Regions from separate parts of the Mus musculus genome. Here region 1 is linked to region 2. Evidence: chromatin contacts called from ENCODE Hi-C or POLR2A ChIA-PET data. All regions are on one chromosome and are shown on one strand. Each heading gives the region's core, a stretch centred on a gene start or an enhancer-like site at or near the end of the contact. The rest is flanking DNA. Distances are from core to core; before and after follow the strand shown.

Region 1 (3,957 bases), core at 204-2,703, 37 kb after region 2:
TGTAAAGGCTCATTTTATTTGTGTGTGAGAGAGAGAGAGAGAGAGAGAGAGAGAGAGAGAGAGAGAGCTGTGTGCAGTGCAGATGCTTGCAGAGGCCATAAAAGGGCACCAGCTCCCCTGGCCTCCAGGAGGTTGAGTACCCTGACAGTGCTGGGAACTGAATTCAGCTTCTCTGGAAGAGCAGCAAAACCCTCAACTGCTGAGCCATTTCTCCAACTGGTTATATGTCAAAGAACCAGCTACGTCTCACACATATATATAGTAACACAAGTTACCTGCTTTGGATCTGCACTTGGGTCTATCCCAGACGGGCTGCTTGATCTATGGAATCCACTTATTTGTTCCTAAGTGGTGAATTTCTACACCTTTCTTTACTGTGATTTCATTTTGCATTTTAGTAGCTGGTGGAGACTATTTTCTGCTGTTGTTCCTTTTACTTTAGCCAGAGTTAACCTAACTTCACCCCGAAGAGATGAACCTTGGCAGCATTTTTGTCATTTTTAAGTTCTGTTGTAATTAAACCACACTGTTGGATTTCCTTAAACCATCCGTATTCATCTGTAAGTACGAAGCCTACTCTACCACATACACCTTTTTAGTTTTCTTCCCTTCTTACTTTTTTCTTTAAACTCCTGAGAAAATATTTGGAGTTTTATGTCACCTAGGTTTTGGATATTTCCTGAGTGATTTTTCCTTAGACATTTTGTGTTTTTGTTTGTTTTTCAATTGTGAATGGAATCTTTTGAGTTACAGCCTCCTTCTTCCTCCTACTCATCTCTCACACCGATCTGTTAGCAAGAACTGCTGGTTCTTCCTGCATCTAAATGCAGAGAGAACATATGCCTATTTCCCTTAAGTCACCCTAGGCCACCTCCTTTACTTTGGGCTACAGACTGGTGTCTACCCACTTCTCAATGTCCCTTGTCCACATATCTGCCAGAGGTAGCTTTCTTACAGCCTGTGATATCATAACAGAGCATCTTTCAGAGTCTTCTCAATTTGTTATATGAATTCTTCTTAATTAGTAGTTCCGAAGCAAGATTGAGTAGTATCAGTATAGATAAGAGGAAGCTTTGACTTATTTATTTTAGTAATACTCTTCATTAAGGTCTTACTGAAAAGCATGATATAAGATATGGATACTTCAGTAAGTGTGAGAGTTGGCATACACTGGTGTGTGTGTGAGAGAGAGAGGGAGAGAGAGAGAGAGACGGGGAGAGAGAGAGGGAGAGAGAGAGAAAAAGAGAGAGAGGGAGAGAGAGAGAGAGAGAGAGAGAGAGAGAGAGAGAGAGTTAGTTTTCCCATGTTGAGGAAGTAAAGCTCTAGATCTAGGCAGCCCTGGTTGTTTTGGAACTCTCTCTGTAGACCTGGCTAGCCTCAAACTCAGAGATCTGCCTACCTCTTCTGCTCCACCTCCACCCTGCCCAGCTATAGTTTTTTGTTTTTTTGTTTGTTTGTTTTTTAAATCAAGATTATAGATTTTGGGGAGGTGACTCAGGAGTTAAGAGCATTTGCAACTCTCCAAGGAGGCTTGGATTCAGTTCCTAGTACCCACATGGTGGCTCACAATCATCTATAACTTGAGTTTCAGGAAATCCAATACTCTCTTCTGACCTCTACATAAACCAGGCATGCACATGATGCACATAAATATTGTGCAGGCAAACACCGTCCCCCAGACACTCAAAATACATAAAATAAAAATAAGTATTTTTTAAAAGTTGGAATTTGGTATGATTAGCTTTATAGCTTTAGCTATTTATATTAGTTTTATGGCAACTTGACACTACCCAGAGTCATTTTGGAAGAGGGAACCTCAGTTGAGAAAAATCCTCCACCATATTGATCTATGAGCAAGCCAGTAAGCAGCACTCCTTCATGGCCTCTGCATCAGCTCCTGCTTCCAGGTTCCTGCCCTGGTTGAGTTCCTGCCTTGACTTTCCCTCAGTGATAGAGTGTTCTTGGGAGTGTAGATGAAGTAAACCCTCGCCTCCTAAACTGCCCTTGGTCATGATCTTTTATCATAGCAATGGAACCCCTACTTAAGACAATTATCTTTGAAGCACATATTTTGACATTTAGGCATATCAATAAATGATTGATGGTTAGTTTCTTAAAATGCCCCTTGACCACAAAGACAGTGAATTTTCTCCCTTGCTCCCTAGCATAGATTATAGGTCTGAGCCATCAGATCTGGCTTGAGGTTCAAAGCTTGTGACCACCTGTTCCAAGGACAAATGAGCTGCCTAGAACTCTTCCACTGGCCTGCCTGTAGCCGGGAATGGTGGAGTTCCCTGTGACTGTGGGATTCTATATGAGCTACTGATGAGACATAAGCAAGTAAGGAAAGTTGATCTTGGGATCAACACTCATCAAGAATAAGATGGGTCCCCCACTCTCTAGCTGTGCTTCCAGACAGGTTTGCTTCAGTGTGGCTTCAGCAAAGCCTTCCTAGTGGTCTACAGTAGAGAATGCAAGAGTCCATCCCTAGCCTGAACACTGCACACAGACACCAATTATGCTAAAATATTTAATTTCATTCCATAAATAATTAAGCCTAAATAATAATACCTAGATATAACTTGGAACTTGTGACAATCTACCTGCCTCTGTCTCTGTGTACCAGGATTATAGGCCTGGGCACACATTCTTCTTCAGGACTGATTATAATACATTTTGTATATTGATTTAAAAAAATGATGCTTAGGTAGTTATGGCCTGTGAGTAATTCTATAAAGTAGACTAAGTGGATATCATCAGTCTATACTCTAAGACATTCCTTTAATTTTTTTAAATTTTTTTTTAAAGTTCTACTTTTTAAAGATTCCTAGAGAGCCAGATGGGTGATGAAAAGCCAGGTTTCACATGTAACACTAATATTGGGGGAAAAAAAACCTGACGCTAGAAATTATTTAGTTATTCTGAAAGCTGTCACTTCTTGAAAGCAGAGTCAGAATTAGAAAAGAATTAACAGTGTATCGTTGTGTTCTCACATTTCCAATGTGGCTGGTGAATCATGAAGCAAAAATTTCCTCAAAACTGGAGCCCCAGAGTCTTAGTCTGAGCCCATCCTCCTGCCTGAGAATCTCCAAATTGCCTAGTGAAGGAAAAGCTATGTCCATGGTCCCACCTGTTCCAAAGTCCCTTTGGAAATCTAGGCAGAAGTAGGTTTGCTAGAGTCTTACTTATGACAACCTGGGAAACAAAGAAGGCTCTTCATACAAGGGTGTGTATCCACACAAGAGGCAGCATCCTGAAGGAAACCTTCAGGAGCCTCCGATCCTGCAGTTAGCTGACTGTTTCCTGCCCTCCTTGGTCCAACTCGTTATGGCCCCAGGTGTTCCTTCTTGCTGCTGAACTGCTGTCTCTACCAGCTGAGCCCACTCCTGTGGTCTGCACTCACTGCCCTGGCTGCAGGTTGAACAGGGTCAGGCTACTTCTCAGATGCTTCCCACCAGCCGCAGTGAACTCCATTTTGACATGAAGCCATTTAAATGGAAATCCAGTTTTACAAAGCTCAAGTGACTGGTAATGAAGATGTGAATGATGCTTATGAGGTTTTTATTTAATTTTAAATCAATTGTGTATTCTAATTCATTAATAAAGGGGAAAGGAAAGAATACAGGAATGCCTGATTTCGTTGTCATTATTCAAATGGAAGAGACTACTTCTTCATAGGAACTTCTTAGGGAAATTGTCAATTTCCCATTTTCTCTGAAAATCTATTTTTATAGAACTTGGGTCCAATTTATTCTATAAAAATTAGATTTGACTCTATTGGACATTACATAAGGAATTTTAAAAGGTCTAACCAAGTATTGCACTGAATTTCCAGAACTCAGTCATTTTTGATATTGTGGGTGGTCTAAAAATAATGTTTACATGCAACAAATAACTTAGGTTTGATAATAATAACATATCCTGGGAAACTACAATGGTCTTTGTTGTAGAGCTAAG
Region 2 (4,089 bases), core at 238-2,737:
GAGCCTTTCTTTGTAAGTTGCTCCGTTTTTCTTACTGTGGACAGCAATTTAATTTCCTCCTTTGCCCCAAGCCTTGCACACACAACTGAGCAGGGATTTCCACTTGGGGATAACAAGAGGCTGGCATGGAGACAGAGGGAAGTGGTGGACAGCCTCCTGGAGGTAGCCTTAAGACTGGTAAAACTTCTCTGATACTTTCCCCTCTCCAGACAGCCACAGTCTCAGGAAAGACTCACCAAATGCCATGTCAACCCCGGAGCAAAAAGAACGTGGAAAACGTAGCACTAGTTCTTCATTTTCTCCTTAGCTGTTGAGTTTCACTTGTTCCTCTCACCCCATCTGTGGTAGAAGTTAAAACAACTTGTCCTTTTAAATAGATTTGGGTTTTCAGCATTACTAGAGTACTGGGAGAGAGTGCTTGCCCCAATTCCACATCCAAACCAAGTCGGTTGTAACCAGCCATCTTCAATTATGCTCTCCATAACTCGACAGAATCAGGAATCAAGGTACCATTAGGTACAAGAAGCAACAAACTTTACTAAAAGAAACAAATATAATATTGACCACGGATACATACAAACTCCCTGAAATATCATTTCTACTCTTCTTACTTCTTGGGGACAGGGGTAGGAAGTGGAGTGGGGAGGGATGGTGTAAAAATCTTAGCTGGTTTGAAAAATAACTCGATCATATTGTCTGAGTTTAAAGTTCTCAAGTCTAATCATAAGTAATAAAGTTGTTAATAGTTGTAATTGGTTTCATTGCTCGATGTAACTGGTGTTTTATTTGTGACCCAACTAAGCTTTGTAGCAAAGTACAGGTGGTTCAGAATCCATAAAAGGGAAGTTATTCCTTCTCAGGCAACTTTTCCCAATAGAAGGCAAAGTGAAGACGGCTGTCTCACACATTATCTCCTCTGCTTTGCTTTTTTTTTTTTTTTGAACACTATAGATCTAGGTTTTAATTTCTCTAGATGTGTGTGTGTATGTGTGTGTGTGTGTGTGTGTGTGTGTGTGTGTGTGTGTGTGTGTGTGTTTGATAGACCTGAAGATGCGTGGCCATCGTGCGTGGGCTCTTGAAAGCAGAGAAGAAACTCAATGTACTCAATGTACACAGAAAAGAACCGCTTTGCTAGCTAGATCAAATGCCCGACCAAGTTCACTTTCCATCCCTTCGCTGGAAGAGGGTCACCCACTGAAAGCGAAAGCTCCGGGGATTTGAGAGGGGCAGCAAGGACGGCTTAGCTTCCTAGGCCTTCTCCCAGTACTCTCTCTTCACACCCCGCTTCAGAGTACTTCTCAGGACTTCCTAATCCGAGGTGCCCACTACGGACTAGCTTCCCCGCGCTCTCCTCAACTCTTACTGGCTCCGCCGCACCCTGGACTCACCCCACACAGTCGGTCCGCTCCATCCAGACTGGAAACAGGTCTGAGTCGGGCAACGCTGGAAGCCACATCTCATCAACACCAATCCACACCAGTCGCCTAGATCTAGGCTGCAGAGAAGCCCGCGACACGCTGCCAATGATGGTGGGGGCAGGGAGGCCATGAAGAACCGCAGCCTCCAGCTGGGTTGCGGCTTTCTTATGGAAATGACCCGCGCTGGCCTACTGGACTCAAGCGGGTTCCATAGTCCCGCACCCCATCTCTCCAAAGCTTTTCCTCCCGCAAACCCTCATCCTCCTCATCCTACCGTGGCTGAACTGGTGGGGGATGAGCTAGAGCTACGCCCCGGCCGCAGAGCGCGGGCCGGGTCTCCCCTCGGCCCGACGGGCTCCAGCTCCGCATTAAATATTCATAGCAATCGCTACTTTCTTAAAGGGGAACCCGCCGCGCGGGAAAGTTCCCAGCCAGGGGGACTCACAAAGGAAGGTGTCTGCTCCCTCCGGTCCTAGGGGTAACCGGGCACACAGCTCCTGAACACTTGGGCGAACAGGGAAGGGAAGGGAAGGGAAAGATCAGAGTACCCGCTCGCCTACAGTCAAGACACTTCCTAGAGACTGCGAAAGAAGAGATATTTGGAAAGCTTTGGAAGCCCCGATCACTCGTCGCATAATTATTTAAAAATAAGTGGTCACATCTAATGCTTCAGGGTTTCCAGGGCCTTTCATTAGTTTCTTTCATTTTATAGTTTTAAAAGGACGGTGGTTTGACTTCATTCAGGCGTCATCCGCCCGGGGACCAGAAAGTTTGCTCTGTATTGCTTGAAACATGCACTCGGGGAACTTAGAAACATCACTTTGAGAGCCTAAAACAAAACCTGCACCTGTCCCATGGCTGATGTGCAGAGCTGGAGCTTGAGAACTCAGAACCCTTGTGGGGGTACTCGTGGGGAGAATTGGTCTGAACCCCAGCGCCACTGCTCAATTCCAGGCCTCTTTCTTCCAGAGCACGGAGGGCCTGCATAGATGTGCAGTCCTCGGCCTTCCGGAGGCCGAAACCCATCTGCCAACTGCTCAGCAGGGACCAGGAGAAAAGCGGAATGGGAAAGGAAGAGGAAGCAGAGAAAGTTCTGGGCCCGCTGCGGAGGAGGCCCTGCCTGGGATGCACCCCCGCCCGGGGCCAGCTGACCCGTGACCGCTCCTCCTGGTGCCAGGCGACGCCCGCGCCCTGGTGTGCTTTCACCCCCACATCCCCCCCCCCAGCCCCCCCCCCCCCCCCCCCGCTCACGCCCACTCCACACTCTCTCTCTCGATAAGGCTCTTTTTGTTCCGGACCAGGAGCACTTTCACAAATGGTTAGAAAGTCTTGAGCGCCATCTAACGGGAACAGCAAAAAGTTGAAAGTGGGTGGAGGTTAGGACCTGTGAGGTGCCCAGGCTGGGCTCCGGAGAGTCCTTTCCCCAACTCTATCCACACTCTCAAGCCTTGACTTCCCTTCTCTTACTCTCACAACTCTCGTCCCCTAGAACTCCAGACTTGACCACTCTCGCAGGCTCACCTTTCCAGAGCCCTGGGGCAGTTGTAGGCTGCTTCTTGGACCTTCTCTTCCACTCCTGGTAGGACTGCTTGCCAGGTTCCCTGGTGTCACACCTGCCTGAATAGGGTTCTGGTATCATTCAAAGTCTTTATGGTTTTCTTTTGGGCCTGAGATGGGAAGTCTCATGAATTCGCATGAGGTGCGCTGGTTTTCTGAAATGAAAACCCGTGAGCCTAAGCTTTTGCAGACAGAAGGAAGCAGAAGAATAAAGGTAATAGCAACCACTTCAAAGTGTGCAATCTAGAGATTTAGCCTAGCAGTGGGTCTAGAAGAGCTGAAGCCTTTATCCAGGGAGAAAGGTGTGGACTGAAGCGCTGCCCTGGGGCTTGGGAGGGGCCAGTCTAGTGGAGTCTCACAAGTGGTATTAGTCAGGAATAGCCTTTGGATGTCCTGGGCAAGCCACACTGCCCCAGCCAGGAGGTGTAGCTCAGGTAGCGTCATGTGATAGGCATGTGATAGATGCAACAGGTACCTATGTACTCTCTCTGCAAGACAGAAGCCCAGGACAGACCAAAGTAATGATTGCCACACTGTCTAATTTGGTGAATCAACGAGTCTCTTTTTTGAAAAAAAAAAAAAACATAATGGGGTTACTAATAGGAGTATAGGTTAGGTGTTAATTAGATGGCACAGGGGTGACTAAAAAGCAGTGATGCCACAGGAAGCCCACTCCTGACATGAGACATCTGAAAACTAACCATTGCAGCTTTCTCTGTAGCTGTCAGTCATCTCCAAGTGGGAACTTCTCTTTCTAAGTTTGTCTAGTCGCTCTCTACCAGCCCTGCCAACTCTTTACACTTCCCATCTTACGCCCCCCACCTTTATTGTTAGAAGAAGACCTCACAAATCCTTCAGGTTTTTGTTTCCCTACATATGACCTTTTGTTTACCTCCTGATGGTCTTGAGCCTTGCCTTCTCTCCTGAAACAAACGTTTCAACTTGGAGGGAACATACCATACAGCAGGGGCCCCTAGTAGTCTCTCCCCCAAGGGTTCCTAGTCCATGTGAAAGTCAAGGGTCCTGTGTCCTGGAAGGTCCAAACTGGGGCCCTCCTAATCAGGACAGAATAGCCTGGAAAGTATCCTGGAGAACATGTAGGTGGGTGGCAGAA

What was found. Hi-C counts contacts between places; a loop is a spot of excess contacts on that map. ChIA-PET counts read pairs that join two places held with the same protein, here RNA polymerase II (POLR2A).
Region 1: a loop to region 2 is called in a map of v-Abl transformed pro-B cells, with 1.9 times the contacts of the local background. The contact joins the promoter of Dalir here to the promoter of Pantr2 in region 2. A Hi-C loop is called at or near these places in 1 of 37 maps with a recorded cell type or tissue (v-Abl transformed pro-B cells). POLR2A ChIA-PET finds 5 or more read pairs at or near these places in 1 of 5 experiments (Patski).

What each region holds. Positions count from the first base shown.
Region 1 is chr1:42,749,259-42,753,215 of GRCm38, forward strand. Dalir (DNMT1 associated long intergenic non-coding RNA) reads left to right here and starts at 1,454. Exons shown (of 1, transcript NR_130904.1): 1 at 1,454-3,628.
Region 2 is chr1:42,711,967-42,716,055 of GRCm38, forward strand. It overlaps Pantr2 (POU domain, class 3, transcription factor 3 adjacent noncoding transcript 2), which reads right to left and starts at 1,488. Exons shown (of 4, transcript NR_110495.1): 1 at 1,389-1,488; 2 at 237-339. The region is part of intron 1 of Gm46091 (predicted gene, 46091); the gene reads left to right.